2 separate regions of the Homo sapiens genome follow, and region 2 is linked to region 1. A link is an interaction called in ENCODE POLR2A ChIA-PET data of the cell type or tissue named here. Cell type or tissue: GM12878. All regions are shown on one strand. Links, peaks and the distances in the headings refer to the core of each region. The heading gives the core; the rest is flanking DNA.

Region 1 (8,923 bases), core at 6,424-8,923:
ATTTTTGGGGACAGGTATTCTAATAGGCTCTACAAGTATGATCACAACTTTGTGAAAGCTATCAATGCCATTCAGAAGTCTTGGACTGCAACTACATACATGGAATATGAGACTCTTACCCTGGGAGATATGATTAGGAGAAGTGGTGGCCACAGTCGAAAAATCCCAAGGTAATCAAGCACACATTTTATCATTAATAAAAATATGAATGCTGAATACCATCCTCCCTCCTAAGCAGTCCTACCAGTGTTGCTCGCCATTTTATTGGTCATCCCAGTTGTAACTTTTTATGTGATCTGTTAACGATCTTTATCTCCTATTGATACATATTCTGTCACTCTCCAAGTCCTATTTATGAGTTTTTCTTTCACATGTCTGTTGTTTCCATTGCCCCCTTTCCATTTTCTACACTCTGGCATGCAGCTTTGTCCTGTTTCCCCCATGCTATGGATTAGCCTCCTGCCGGTAACCACCTGAGGGGTTCTTCCTGCCTGCTGCATAAAGAAAAACCATGGCAATATAGTAGAGAAAGAGCTTAAGAGACACTAGGCTGGCCATGCCACGTGGGGGATGGAGTTCATATTCAAATTATCTTGTCCAAAGCTCATAGGTAGGGGTTTTTCAAAGGCAGCTTGGGGGAAGGGGTGGGGGTGGCCAGGTAACAGATGCTTGCTGCTGATTGGTTGGGGTGGGTGAAATCACAGGGAGTTGAAGCTGTCCTCCTGTGGGCTGAATTGCTTCTAGGTGGGGCCATAGGAGTGGGGTTGCTGGGTCCAGGTAGAACCACGGGTGTCAGACATGCAAAAATAAAATAAAATAAAATAAGATAAGGTAAGATAAAATAAAATAAAATAAAATAATAAATAAAATAAATATAAAATTTCCCTGAAAAGATATTTCAAAAAGCCAGTCTTAGATTCTACAATAATGATGTTATTTGCTGGAGTAATTGATGGAGTTGCATGTCTTATAACCTCTGGAATAACGGCTGACAATCTCTCAAGTCTGCGCCTTAGCTGGACTCAGGTTCCTCTTCTCCCCACAGCCTGACTGCCTCCATTAGCTTCACAAAAGTGGTTGGGTTTCAGGGCAAGGCCCATTGTCATTTAAACTGTAGCCGAAATGACTTCCAAAGTTAGCTTGGCCCAATAGCCCAGGAATATTTAAGTGGAAGGCAAGATGGGGGATGGGTTAGCTTAGCTCTCTTTCACTCTCATAGTTTTCTCACTGGTATAATTTTTGCAAAGGCGGTTTCATGCCTGCCATCTCTTTCGTCGCTACCTCTCCCAGTTCCCATTCTTAGCTGTTTTATGAAATGCTTCTAGTTTCATCCTCTTATACCAAGTTCTGGGAGACTGATTTGAGTAATAATAAAACTCCAGTTTCCCATACAGCCGGCTCTGCGTGAATTAAACTCATTTTCTATTGCAATTTCCCTGTCTTGATAATCAGTTCTGTGTAGGCCGTGAGGAAGGAGAACCCGTTGGGTGATTACGAGACTGTGTTACTGCCCACTACCTAATGGATACATTTAGCCTGGTATCCAAACCCATCTAATTATGACCATAACTATATTTATCACCTTGCTCTGCTTTCAAACGATATGACACACAATGAATGAAAACTTTCATTTTTCATCTTCATTTGTGCTGTTCCCTTTGCCTCAAATAGCCCTCAACTTGCCTACAGTAACTGTAAAATTTGCCACCTAAAAAAAAATCTCAAAATCCTCTCTATGCTTTGATGTCCAGCAAAAAAAAAAAAAAAAAAAAAAAAGTTATCAGTATAGCTCTATTACTCTCAACCAGAGGTGGCATTTTTCATCTTTACCCATAAGCCCCATGGTATATTTCTTAGTTTGGGAAATTATATCATAATACTTTGAATCTGTCTAGTCAGAAATTTAGATAATTTAAAAAAAAATTATTTTTCTGAAAGTATAGCTGGATCTAGCTTAGGATCTACATCTATCTAATATAGTTCCTTAACATTTGTTAAATGGCCACGGATAAGTCCTGTAATGCCATACTTTGCTTTAGGATCATGTGACTAAGGGGTAAGGAATTGGAAAGCAATGGGGAGCTAGCAGAATTTGAAAAATTATATAGGTAGGTTATTTTTCCTTAATACATTGAAATAGCCTCAAATTCTCAGAGAATACAATGTTTAATCCTCTAATATCTGTAGAGTTCATGGCTCAAATTTGTATTATTTGAATAAACTACTAATAGATTAATAATTACTCAACTAAAACACTTTGAAATGTGAGAGTTCCCTTATCTCCCTCGCAGGCATATGACAGAGGTGTGGCTTCTCACACCTTTGGTTGCCCTTGCCCTACCACCCAAACCCCTAGGGGGAGCATGCAGAGGGGCAGGTGCAGAGGCCATGGGGGGTGCTTTTGGGCTCTGGCCCCACAGCAGTGTCTAGGAGTGGATGTTGGAGACTCCTGAAGCCCAAGTGGGCATGTGTTACAGTGTGCTCTTTCAGCTTAGCCGTCTGCAGATGGCTTGTGTTAATCAGGTCATTAGACCCCATGCCTTATTGCAAGGGCAGGGGTCCAATGTGACAGCCTAAGTTCTTGCTCAGTGTACCAGAAGAATTGGATCACACGTGGGCTGGAAGGATGAGCACAAGGTTTTATTGAGTGGTGGAGGTGGCTCTCCGCGAGACGACTCTCAGCCAGAGAAGGAGGATGGAGGGGAAAGGTGTTCTTCCCCTGGAGTCCACTTGTTCCTGTTCTCCTCTGGGTTCAAATACCTCTTCCCTCCTTTTCTGCTGTGCTGTCCCACCACTCTCCACAGCTCTGTGCCGCTCTGTTCCTCTGCTCCTCTGGATGTTCAGCTCCTTGTATCTGTGCCTGCTAAGATTTTGGGTTTATATGGGGGAAGGATGGGGGGCATGGCGGGCCAAAAGGCACCTTTTTTGGTGTGAAAACAGAAATGCCTGTCTTCTCTTAGGGCCTTAGGTCTTCAGGCTTGAGGGTGGGGCCTTTGCTGAGGGACCACCCTCTTCTACCCAGTATTTCCCTGTCTCCTGTCCATATCAACATTACTAACTTTTTCATCTGCAGACTAATAATGCTAAGGTGTGGCATTTTTCAACTGTGAGACTATGTGAAGGTTTTTCCTGTCCAACTGATGGCATCCTCCCATAATTCTACCCCTTTCTTAAAAGAATCTTTTGCAGTATTTCTCCAAGTTTATTCTAGAGAATTTCTTGTCTGTGAAATGCTCTAGTTAATCAAAATTGGAAAACGGAGCATATCATATCCCCTTCTCAAATTCACCAAAGTGAAGTCCTAATGTGTCTTAATGTATCTGCATGAGACAGGAAGCTGAGATCTATTCAACAACAAAAATCCAAACAAGCATCAAGAGGAGGAGTGTTAGCACTTGAGCCTAGGGAGACTGTGGCTCCTGCCTGAAAGATGGGAGCCTCAGTCACAGCTGCTTTACCAAGTGTCATATGCTATGTTTCTGAGGACTCCTGCTAAAGCTCCCTTCTCCCTCCAGCCAACCACTTTTGTTTTAGACAAGGGCTGGGTTTATGAAGGACTGTTTTCATGACTAAAGCTTTATAGAAGGTTTAAGATAAGGAGATGGAATTGAGTGAAGTAGGAAATATGAAAGCAGATATTATAATCTGGCTTCCTGATTTTTCACTAGCATTTTTGTTTATAAATTAGTTCTGTTCTAAGAATCCAATGACGTAATAGAAACTCTCAAAGATTCTTAACTTGAGATATAGGGAGTCTTTGAAACTGCTGAAATTACAGACAGCATTTATTGTTTATGAGCATTTCTGAATCTAGAGCTTTCACTAGATTTGTAAAGAATGTGGGCCAAAAGATTAAGAGCCAATCCTGTATCTTGTACTCAAAATGTTTGTAATTCTCACCTTTTTATCCCCCAGACTCCTCTTGCTCTCTCTTCATTTTCACAGTGTTACTGGAAAGGGGTCCTGATCCAGACCCCAAGAGAGGGCTCTTGGATCTTGTGCAAGAAAGAATTTAGGGCGAGTCCTCAATGCAAAGTGAAAGCAAGTTTATTAAGAAAGTAAAGGAATAAAAGAATGGCTACTCCATAGACAGAGCAGCCCTGAGGGCAGCTGGTTGTCCATTTTTATGGTTATTTCTTGATTGTATGCTAAACAAGGGATGGATTATTCATGCCTCCCCTTTTTAGACCATAGAGGGTAACTTCCTGACATTGTCATGGCATTCTTTTTTTTTTTTGACAGAGTCTCACTGTGTTGTCCAGGCTGGAGTGCGGTAAAGCAATCTTGGCTCACTGCAACCTCTGCCTCCTGGGTTTAAATGATTCTCCTGCCTCAGCCTCCCAAGTAGCTGGGATTACAGGCATGACCCACCATGCCCAGCCAATTTTTGTATTTTTAGTTGAAACAGGGTTTTGCCATGTTGGCCAGGCTGGTCTTGAACTCCTGACTTCAGGTGATCTGCCTACCTTGGCCTCCCAAAGTGCTGCAATTACAGATGTGAGCCACCAAACCTGGCCTGTCATGGCATTCTTAAACTGTCATGGTGCTGGTGGGAGTGTAGCAGTGAGGAAGACCAGAGGTCACTCTCATCGCCATCTTGGTTTTGGTGGGTTTTAGCTGGCTTCTTTACTGCAGCCTGTCTGTTCTATCAGCAAGGTCTTTATGACCTGAATCTTGTGCTGACCTCCTATCTCATTCTATGACTTAGAATGCCTTAACTGTCTGGGAATGCAGCCCAGTAGGTCTCAGCCTCATCTTACCCAGCTCCTATTCAAGATGGAGTTGCTCTGGGTCAAACACCTTTGACAACATCATTAAGCCTCAGTTCTCACACTGTTTTTGTTTTGTTTGTGTGTGCAATGATGGGCAAATCTCTGCCTTATAGGATGGTAGAAAAAAGGAACTTAATATTGTAATGACTGTTTTGTGCCAGATAATTGCTTTAAACTGTATCAGCATCTTATTTAGTCCTGTTAATGATATGAATGTTATCTTCATAACAGCTGCCATTTTATTAAGGACTTATCAGAGAAAAACACTGTTCTAAGCACTTGTTACCCATTATTACATTGAATTTTCATAACAACCCTTTGAGGTAAGCATGATTATACCCACTTTAATAGAAGTGAACTGTAGTTTTGTAATGTTAGGTTCCTTGCCAAATGTTACACAGATAGTAAGTGATAAAATCATATGCCCTGAAATTACATTATGCTGCCAAACTTAAATTTCTTTTTTATCCTTTATATTAGTATATTCTTAGGTTTAAACAAGACAACTAGTTAACACATACTAGATTTTGTCCACAGTTCCTGGCTCATAACTCCCATAGCCCTTGTCACTATCTTTTAACGTTGGGGCACATTAGGCCTCAGAAGTAGGCCTCAGAAAACAGAGTCTCTCTCTCTCTCTCTCTCTGATCTTCTTCCGCCCTCCTCTCACCTGCCCAGGGCAGCACTCTAATCTTCTCCTGCCTTTCTGATCTTGGGTCATAAGACCTTCATTTCCAAAGATGTCCTGTGTCATACCCTAAAGGAAGGAACACTGAACAGAGAGAGGCTCAGAAGAATCTGGACAGGCCTTGCTGTGTTTACATCATTCCCTTTATGTCCAGTCACATCTCTACATGGTTGTCAGTTGTGCCTATTTGATGAAGTCCCCATATAAGGCTCACAAGGACAGGGTGCAGAGAGCTTCCAGATAGCTGAACAAGTGGAAGTTCCTGGAGGGTGGCGTGTTCAGGGAGGGCATGGAAGCTGTGTGCCCCTTCCCCCATACCTTGCCCTACTCATTTCTTCATCTGTTTCATTTGTAGTATCTTTTATAATAAACCACTAAACATTAGTTAGTATTTCTCTGAGTTCTGTGAGTCACTCTAGCAAATTAATTGAACCCAAGGAGGGTGTCATAGGATCCCCACATTATAGCTGGTTGGCCAGAAGCACAGGTAAACAACCTAGGGCTTTCAATTGGCATGAGAAGTAGGGGGCAGTTTTGTGGGACGGAGCCCTCAGCCTGTGAGATCTGATGCCATCTCTAAGTACACAGTGTCAAAACTGGATTGGAGGACACCCAGCTAGTATTCACTGTGAAATTGGTTGCTTGCTTGATTTGTGGGGAAAAACCCACATGCATTTGATCACAGAAGTCTTTTGTGTTGACAGTTGATAGTGTTCAGTGAGAGAATTAAAAAAAAATTGAGTTTCTTCTTCAACATACTCTCTCAATGTGAAACCACAGAAACTATTTCCATTCAAAGATGGAAATGGTTTGTTTGCATCTTAGTTTTTATTTATACATCTTAGAAGAAATGTCCAAGCTTTGTTTTTTCTCTCACCCTATATATAAAATTACCTATGAGGCACAGATTTTTATGATCCTTGATTATATAGACTTTGTCCAAATTGTGTGTTTTATAGCATTACTGTAACTTGTTATAGTAATCTTTGTGTATATTATGTCTCTTAACATTGTCTTCCATATTGTTAATGACCATCTCATATTTATCTCTGTATCATGTATATCTTCAACCAATGTGACTGGCTTAGGAGAAAAAATTAGTGAACAATTAACTAGTGTTTGTGTAATCTATACAATTGTCAAGGTTACAATTGCTATTTTTGAAGAAATCGTTGTTGTTTTTCTCTTTGTTTCATCTCAGTTCCATTTTGTCATGTATTCTTTTTTTTTTTTTTTTTTTTTTTTTTGAGGCGGAGTCTTGCTCTGTCACCCGGGCTGGAGTGCAGTGGTGCAATCTCGGCTCACTGCAAGCTCCACCTCCTGGGTTCATGCCATTCTCCTGCCTCAGCCTCCCGAGTAGCTGGGACTACAGGCACCCGCCACCACGCCCAGCTAATTTTTTTTTGTATTTTTAGTAGGGACGGGGTTTCACTGTGTTAGCCAGGATGGTCTCAATCTCCTGACCTCGTGATCCGCCCGCCTCGGCCTCCCAATGCTGGGATTACAGGCGTGAGCCACCGCGCCTGGCCCCTTGTCATGTATTCTTAACCTGTGTTATATCTAAGAGAAGCTGTGAGAGACGGGACCATTTGTGGATAGGTGCAGAGGGCATGAAGTAGCCCAGAAAGAATCTTTGCCATTGACTAAATTTTAGCCTAGTAAAAAACATCTGGTAACCACTGAAAAACTAGAACAGTGTGATATGACAATGCCCAGTTGAATAAGAAATTCAAATAGTTTATAGTAACAAAAAATAATTTTTACCACATTGTGACTAGTGCCCTAAAAACAAATTTGAAGGAGCAGAGAGAGAGAGGAAGTGAGTTTTCGCTGGGGGCTGGTGAGTGGAGGCTACTTTATGAGCAGTTTTGAAAATTACAAGTTAGGGAAAAACTCTTAGGGGAGTTTTAAGTGGTGAGCAACAGGCACTTGAGGTTACAGGAGCAGCAGCATAAAGATATAGAACAGAGAGGCCATTTGGCAGTCTTGGGGAAACTCCAAGAAGTCGAATGTGTCTAAAGCTGTGGTTCTCTCTCTGTGTGTGTGTGTGTGTGTGTGTGTGCGCGCGTGTGTTTGTGTGTGTGTGCATGTGTATGTATGTGTGAAATCGCTAATACAGAGAAGCTGTTAGAACAATTTTCTCACTTCCCAAAAATGTCCGTTCATTCATGGGCCTAGGCAACTCTCCTTTGTGTGTCTTACAGCCCAACACTGTCATATAAGGTGTGGTTCTATAATGAAACAGTTTTATCTGTTGTTTACGGAGCTAGTCAGCCTGTGTTATGCTTGTTACTGGTTGAGGGTGTCCAGGTTCTTGGCTTCTTGAACAAAGAATTGGACAAAACTCACAAATGAGGCAAGGAAAGAATGAAGCAACAAAAGCGGAGATTTATTGAAAATGAAAGCACACTCCACAGGATGGGAGTGGGCCTAAGTAAATGATTCAAGGCCCTGGTTACAGAATTTTCTGGGGTTTCAATACCGTCTAGAGGTTTCCCATTGGTTACCTGGTGTATGCCTTATGTAAATGAAGAGGGTGGAGTTAAGTTACAAAGTCATTTACTCAGTATAGGCCTTGTGTTAATGGAGAGGGTGTTACTCCTGGGGGTTGTGGCCCATGTAAACGGAGAGGATGAAGTGAAGTGACAAAGCCCTTCGCATTCCTGCCATTGCTGAAGTGTTTCCACTTTATTTAGTTCTAGGAAGTCAGTGTGAATTGGCCTTATGTTCCCTGCCTCCAGAACCTGTTCTCCTGCCTCACATAGACCCTTTTTTCCCTTTGCCAACTTCACTTCTTTTACAGCCACCTCACTACCAATGTGTCTGTCTCCTAAGTCAAACATCAGTGATTCCTCTGTTTTCTCTAAACCCTTCTTATGTCTTCTACTTCTCATCTCTTTCTTGGTCAAAAATCTTTCAAAAATGAGTAAGAATGCAGCTATTCAGGCAAACTAAAAATAACATCACAGTGATATACAAAACCAGTGTCATTTCACAAAGGAAAATTATCAATACTAGATCCTGAAAAAGAAACAGCGAATGAAAGCCATTTACACAACTCCATTGTGTAATTGACACATTGAATCACTCATAAAACAGGTGCTCTGGGTCTGAATCTAGATCCTAGCTAGTCTGGTAGCTGAAATCATAGAATTATAGTAGAGTTTAGGAAATCATCCTCAAAGGAAAGATTATATGTTGATATCAAATGTATATTTCCTTTCTAGGCCCAAACCTGCACCACTGACTGCTGAAATACAGCAAAAGATTTTGCATTTGCCAACATCTTGGGACTGGAGAAATGTTCATGGTATCAATTTTGTCAGTCCTGTTCGAAACCAAGGTAAAAAAATAAGCCTAAGTTTTTTGTTAATTTGTTTGGAACTATTTATTGAACAGTTGCTCTGTGTGATGGATTTCGGGGATACCTAGATGGAATGGGCATGATCCCCTTTTTACAGAA
Region 2 (7,758 bases), core at 2,122-4,621, 53 kb before region 1:
CTTGTTTATTGTTTTCTGCTTGCTACTCTTTTCTTCTCAAAAGAACTATGAATTTCTTGAAGGTTGGGAGAGCAGATTCTTAGAAAAAATATGAAGAGGATGAAGGTTTTTTATTTTTCTATGTTTCTCCTTTCCTTTTTTCTTAATCTCTGGAAACCTCCCACACTTCAGGGCCCAGGGCCCTCCTACTGTGATGTTCTCTCTGGGCTTTGTATAAATTCAAATCTTTTACCACTTTTTCTAGTATCCCTAAGGGATTTTTGTGGGAAAAATAATCTTAGCTAACTTTGATGACGCGTATTTTGTTACAGTTCTCAGAAGTGTTTGTATTTTAACCACAGGCAATTACATTCAATAAATATTTATTGAAGCCTATTCTAAACCTGAATAGTGTCAATTACAGGACCTTCCTGCCATGCCCACCACCTATAAAGATGCTAAGGAAGGCAGACAAATAAATAAATTAAATGAAGCATGCAGTCAATATGGTGATGAAAGCAGGTACGCTGTGTAGCTGTTGTACAGAAGAAGGAATGACTAAGCATTCTTGGTATAACAGGGAGGGCTTTCTCAATGACCCAAAGGAATTCATCATAAAAGTGAAATTTCAGACATCAGTGATAAACTAGTAGAAAAATTGCTACCCCTAAGCTAAATTTCACTGTTTTGTCACATTGAAACTTTATGCAAACAAAATAGAAACTTTCATCTCTTTGCCAAATTTTTCCCTCTGCTAAGTCACCCTACCTAAGTCAGTTTCTCTTTTTCTGTCTCTCTCTGTCTCTCTTTCATCTTCTCCTTCTCTCTCTTGCTCACTAGCTCTAGTTCTCACTCTTGCTCTTACTCTAAAAGCAAAACATCTGCACCATCACAGACTAGCTATAACCTCTCCTCCTCAGATTCAAATCTCTTCCTTGCCTTTAGAAGAATTAATGGTTCCCTTCTTCATGCTCTCCTCACACTGTATTTAAAACTCACAGCCTTTATCATATTCTGCGTATTAAAGTCACTACCACTCAGTTTAGTAGTAATAAACCTTTACATTTCTATTATAAATCTTACAGTTTACAAAATAGTTTCACATATATCATCACATGTGATCCTGACAACAGCTCTTTAAGGTGAGAATTATCTTTGGGTTTTTTTTTTTGTTTTTTTTTTGTTTTTTTTTTGAGACGGAGTCTCACTCTGTCCCCCAGGCTGGAGTGCAGTGGCGCCATCTCGGCTCATTGCAAGCTCCGCCTCTCAGGTTCAAGCCATTCTCTTGCCTCAGCCTCCCGAATAGCTGGGACTACAAGGGCCCGCCACCACGCCCGGCTAAATTTTTTGTATTTTTAGTAGAGACGGGGTTTCACCGTGTTAGCCAGGATGGTCTGGATCTCCTGACCTCGTGATCTGCCCATCTCGGCCTCCCAAAGTGCTGGGATTACAGGCGTGAGCCACCGCTCCCAGCCAAGAATTATCTTTGTTTTATTATGAGAATATCTAAACCTCAGAGAATTTACGCAAGATAATACATTTAGTAAGCAGCTGCCAAAGTTAGGTCTTCTAACGCTAAAGTTATTTCTCTAATGTAATTTTGAGACAATATTCTTTGCATAACATCTTACAAATTGAGGACATCATACTGGATTTGAATGGAGAAAATAAGCTACATATTCTTGAACTTTATAGTTTCCTTGCCTCTTATGTTTAACTATCCAGTAATTTTTATCACACTTTTTTAACATTTATCTTCAAAACTGCAAGTTCTGTTTTTGTTCCAGAAATATTCTGTGGAATTAACATGTGCATAGAGTCAAACTACTTGAACTTTATTTTAAAATATATTTATAAAGGTCTTTCTGCGCATAATGTATTGGATCACTTGACTCAAGTAATTAAACTATATACTGTTAATATTATGACTGGGAAATTTCCTTTAAATTAAGTAATTTCAATTATTCATTCAATTGTAGGTTTGGGTTTTTGCCCCTGCTACATGGAATAACTAAATCATATAATTTAAAGTAGATTCAAGTTTAGACAGAGTATGTCTTGAGCTGTCATTTAATGGAAACGGCTCAGAGAAGTTGCTACATCTAACTAGTGTCAGAAACTTTCCTAGGTTAGCTGACATTTATGAGGCAGGAAGAAACTCAAGTCACTACGTAGCCAACTTTCTGTTTTTCCCACCATAATGAATGTCATGTGCTCATAATAGTAACCCTTTCTAAAACATTAAAAAATATTTACAGTAAAAAAAAAATTTAAAAGTTAAAAAAAATAGGACTTTGGAGAGGCATTTCTCCATGGCATTTCTATAGATCTTGTGTTAGGCTGTTTTTTCAAGGTTGTTCCCATAGCAAAGAGCTTCTTGGAAGCTAGAAATGGTCTCTCCTTACAGGTCAGAGGACAGATTTATTTGCTGACCAGGATATCAAAGATGAGATGTTTCCATCTCCTTCCTGGAGACAATCCGGCATAATCAAGATATTGTCTTTTCCAGAGGAGAGGTGGAGAGGTTTGCCAGAAATCCCTGTATAAAATTAGGATATCCTCATCTGAGAGTTCCTCAATTGTGACAGAGATTCATGGAGTGATTATTATTTACCTGGGCCCATGTCTGCCTTGTCCTCTCCTTCTTTCTTTTAATATTATTAAATAAATATTTTCTATTATTATGAACTCCATGTACAGATTTTTATTAGCTATAAATATTTCCTCATTTACACAAACTGTAATTTTTTGCCCACACCTATATAATTTTCTGTTTTTCTCTACTACAAATATACATTAATAAACATCATTGTTCTTAATTTTGTCTGTGTATTATATTATTTTTAATAGGATAGCTGTGCAGATGTGAAATTATCTAATAAAATGCTAAAAAGATTATTTGAGATTCTTATTTCATTTTACCAAAATGCTTTCCAAAATGTTCAAACCATGTTGTATTCTCACTAGCCATGTCACAATGTGTTTTCATAACTATAATCTTTCACCTCTTCTCCACCACTCATGGTTTTAGCTATTCTGGATTATTCACACTTCCTCAAATTTCTATAGACCTTTTCAACATGTTCTTTCCTTGACTTTAAATGCTGTTGGCATACACAACGCTTACCCAGCAGAGCTCAGCCTATCACTTTCTCAGAGAGTTCTCTGACTTCGTAAACTACCATACATTATCATTATGATACTGACACTTACCTTTGTGATACTCAACCCACATGTACCTGAAGTTTTATTTCTGGCTTAAATTTAAGCTCCATGACAGCAAGGGTCTCATTTGCCATGTTCATTGCTGACTCCTTGCTGCTAACACAGCTTAGCATGGAGTAAGTAAATATGCACTTGTATGAATGAATGAATCTTTATTGAAAAAGTGAATTTTTTTCAATGTTCATAAAAATCTAGTGAGATAGGCATGGCAATTATCCCTAATTTGACCTGTAATGAATCACAGAAATAGTTTGATCTTCTCAACATCCAAATGAGTTGGTGAGAGAGATATAATTATAAGCCAGGTTTCTTGGCTCCTAGCAGATACTTTTTCCAATATATGTTTCAGATATTTTGAGTATTTCTGTGATTTAAAATGACAGTTTTGTGCAAATTGAGTTCTAGGGAGAATCATAGAGATTCTCTAAATATTTATTGTCTCTATGTCTATAGAGATACCTAATAATACCCCTGAATCAATAGTTTTTCTATTAATGGATTCAATTTAACAAAATCAGAAATTATAATCACAGAGGGAACAGTTTGTTTTTTCAGCCTTCTAGGGAACCATGTTAAACTTAGTTCAGCAAATTAGATGATAGTTTCATTTTGACTTTCAGACATGTCATGTGAATCACACGCAGATGGGTTTTTCTTAATTAACTCTTGCAATTATGCAACAGATTTTTTGCCTACAGCTTTTCAATTTTCTAAAGAAAAACCAAGAAAGACAGTCCAGCACGGGACACTAATCTTTATTTATTCCTCCTCATTCCAGGTTCTAAGCAACTAGAAAGTTCAACTTGTGGTAATGTTTCTGTACCCTTTTATGAGAGAAAAATGATAAGCTGACATTTAAAATGTTTAAAAAGCATCTCAGTATATGACACATTGTGGTATAACGGTATAATGAAAACTATCAGGTTTAACATGCTGCTCAGTCTGTAGCACAGAACCACATGCTCATAGTAATGTGCATCAGGAGTGGCCACACTGCAGTTTCAGGGGGCCCTAAGTTCTCTAGAAAGTTGGGGGCTGTTGACTCTAGATTTCTGATCAGTGTCCCAATAAGCTGGGAATATTTGCCAGGAGCCCAACAAATGGGACACCAATTTGACATATGGTCCTGAAGATAGAAGCCAAAGTTCGCTATGACTTAGGGATGGCTGAAGTAAAAATTCATTCATCAAATATTAGACTCAAAACTTCCTTGCTTTCATCATATCATTCTTTCTTACTTGGTCCTTTTTCTGCATATCTTAATTTCTCTTTTATGAACCCCTTTTCTTAAACATTTTTGTTAAATTTTATTTTAAACTATCTTCAGCCCTTTCTTTCCCCTTTTTCCCCTGCATGACATAGCCTTTCTTTGGGTGATCTCTATGCTTGTAACGTCAGCTCTCCTTTATTTAGTGATGACTAATAAAAACTGTGTTAGCCAGCGCCTGAGGTAACCTGAACACCTTGTAAGTATTCTCATTGTCTGCCTATTCCTTGAAGAGAGTAGATGCTCAATAAATATTTATTGCAAGATTGAATGACCATTCCCGAGTCCTACATCAATATTCCCAGCCTTTTACTAGACAACTCCATTATTATATCCCACAGGTGCTTCAAAGACATATCCCCATTTGAATGAACTTTTTTCCAAAAATATCTACTCTCCTGTCATTTCCTCTTGCTTAGTAGCTGCAACACTTACCAGTAGGTACTCCATGTTGAATAGATATTTATTGAATAAATACAGTTTTTAAGATTTAAAAAGTATTATATTTATTATATTATATATGGATGACCATTTATTCAGTATAACCAGAATATCTTTTTAGTCTGTATACAAGTAAGGCAGTGTGGTACACTGGGAAGAAATAAGTATCTAACTTTTCATAAACTGAAAATCAACCAAGCTTTCTAGTTTAGCTACTTATTAACTGCATGTTTATTGAGATGCTTAATGTCTTTGTTTGTAACACTTTTTCATTTCCAAAATGAAGTAAATAATGCCTGCCTTATAGTGCACCTGTAAGGATTAGACAGTGTGAATATGTACAAATTGTCTATAGATAATAGACACTTAATAAACAGTAACTGTTATTATAAAAATGAGGTTGGGCATGGTGGCTCACACCTGTAATCACAGCACTTTGGGAGGCTGAGGCAGGGGGATCACAAGGTCAGGAGTTCAAGACCAGCCTGACCAACGTGGTGAAACATCTCTACTAAAAATACAAAAATTAGCTGGGCATTGTGGCGTGTGCCTGTAATCCCAGCTACTCAGGAGGCTGAGGCAGAAGAATCACTTGAATCTGGGAGGTGGAAGTTGCAGTGAGCCGAGATCGTGCCACCGCACTCCAGCCTGGGTGATAGAGCGAGACTCCATCTCAAAAAAACAAACAAACAAAAAAATGAATTATACCCATACCTGCAGCCTCTCTCCAAGCACTTACCTTTAACTTAATTTCTTTGTTCCTTCTAGTTTATTAATAATACTGTTGTCAGTAATTTGTACCCTACATCAGTGAGAAGGCCTATTAACATTATAGAAGTCAAAAAAGGAAAAAAAATTACAAATTAAAAACATAAGGCACCTAATAACAGTATGAATTTGCATTCCTAGAATTCTCTCCTTGTAAATTCAATCTTAACTAGATGCTAGAATGAGATAAAACCCAGCACTGGCAAGCTGACAAGTGTTTGAGAGAACATTTGTGGCTGAAGGCTTAGGCAGAATTTCCAGAGGAGAGGGCTATAGTGCAACACTTATGAATAGGCAAAAAGCATAAGTTACAAACAAGATATAATGTACATACATGGATGTGTACCAAATAGCATAGCAACTAAATCTATTAAGAACAAATAATTAAAATAACTGAAAAATTAGAGTGAATTTACATTGAAAGATTTCAATTACTCTTTCAGAATTGAAAGTTGTAATAGACAAAAGAAAAAAAAGCAAGTTCATAAAGAGATTTAATACAATCACAGTGAGTGTATATCACAGGCCTGTTGAGCAGTAAAATATAATTTTTTATATGTTCATTTCATAAAATTCGCCACAAAGAAAGCATTAATAAAATCTTAAATATTGGCATTTTATAGGCCACATTCTCCAAACTAACTACTAAAATAAGAAAATAAATTATAATAAAAATTGAACTTGTTATAATAAGAAACTGACTCCTTAATAACCTATAGAACAAGCTAGAAATCAAACCTAAATTATAAACTTTTTAATACAAAGGAAAAGAAGCACTTTATAACTTGCGGGATGCAAGTTTGTCTTAGAAGAAAACTTAGAGCCTAATATGTCTTTATTATTTAAGGAAAAGATTGAAAATGAGGTACTAAGTACTATGTTAATAAATTAGAATAGAAAAAACAAACTGAGACAAAGTAGGAAGAAAAAATTAGAACTAATAAAAGATGAAATTAATAAATTAAAAATAAACAAAATATCAGGGTAGATGAGATGTTTTTTTAAAAAAATTATATCCAAATTTAGATCCATCAAATGCTTCATTAAACAAAAATATACAATTTTGTAAGTAATAAAAAATCTTGAAACAAAAACTGTGATTCTAAAATTTACAGGGAGGGGAAAAAATGCCAGAGAAAAGCTGAGAAATATATAAAAAAGAATAGTGACAGAACTTGCTTTAAAGCTAATTACTGAAACAAAACAGCAAAATACTCCAGAATTTGTTATTGAAATTTAGAGGGAAAATAATATTTGTTTATTTATTTTTTGTTATTTATTTATTTATTTAGAGACGGAGTCTTGCCCTGTCCCCCACCCAGGCTGGAGTACAGTGGTGCAATCTCGGCCCACTGCAAGCTCCGCTTCCTGGGTTCACGCCATCCTCCTGCCTCAGCCTCCTGAGTAGCTGGGACTACAGGCGCCCGCCACCACGCCTGGCTAATTTTTTGTATTTTTAGTAGAGACGGGGTTTCACCATGTTAGCCAGGATGGTCTCGATCTGCTGACCTCGTGATCCTCACACCTCAGCCTCCCAAAGTGCTGGGATTACAGGCATGAGCCACCGTGCTCAGCTGGAAAATAATATTTATTTATTAAATGGTTCTGGTACCACTGACTAGATGAAAAGACAACTTAACTTATATATCACACCATATAGAAAACTAGGTTTTAGGTGTTTCAGAGAGACAATATTAAAATTAAAAAACAATTATTTGAAATATTTCAACAATTCGAAATATTTAAATTAAAAAAATGTTTAAAGCAACTCAGAAGAGAATGGAAGTGTTTGAGGAAAGGGCCAGGTGGGACGTGAAAGGACTGACATTCCTGGTGGAAATGTGATTAGCTAAGTCTGTTCTGGACATTTAATCTAGCAATGTCCATTGATCTAGCAATTAGTTCCCATCACATTCCTATAGAAACAAAAGTATCTGTAGGAAGGATATATGTTCAAAAATTTTAATTGCAACATTGTTTGCATTGGCAAAAAAATGATAATGCTGAAATACCTGGAAATAATCCAAATGTCCATTGATAAGAAAACCGTTAAATAGATGTGTTACAGACCTTAAATC

The links. ChIA-PET counts read pairs that join two places held together with the same protein. Peaks named below come from ENCODE experiments on the same cell type or tissue, not always from the same donor. Only the 100,000 strongest peaks of a DNase experiment are listed, where the experiment ranks them.
Region 2: POLR2A ChIA-PET joins it to region 1 with 28 read pairs; 7 of 35 experiments call an interaction of 5 or more read pairs at or near these places.

The regions. Positions count from the first base shown.
Region 1 is chr11:88,300,410-88,309,332 of GRCh38, reverse strand. CTSC (cathepsin C) reads left to right here. Exons shown (of 7, transcript NM_001814.6): 4 at 15-170; 5 at 8,688-8,803. Among named protein-coding and RNA genes, the nearest start is that of CTSC, 33 kb to the left of the region's middle. RefSeq lists enhancers at 897-1,852, 5,870-5,929. In GM12878, for the core only: no CTCF peak of the experiment used is centred there; a DNase peak (open chromatin) is centred at 7,542; H3K4me3 peaks cover 830 bases; H3K27ac peaks cover 2,325 bases.
Region 2 is chr11:88,350,441-88,358,198 of GRCh38, reverse strand. The region is part of intron 1 of LOC101929174 (a long non-coding RNA gene); the gene reads right to left. Among named protein-coding and RNA genes, the nearest start is that of CTSC, 17 kb to the right of the region's middle. RefSeq lists a cis regulatory region at 446-651. In GM12878, for the core only: no CTCF peak of the experiment used is centred there; DNase peaks (open chromatin) are centred at 3,138 and 3,872; H3K4me3 peaks cover 1,309 bases; H3K27ac peaks cover 2,500 bases.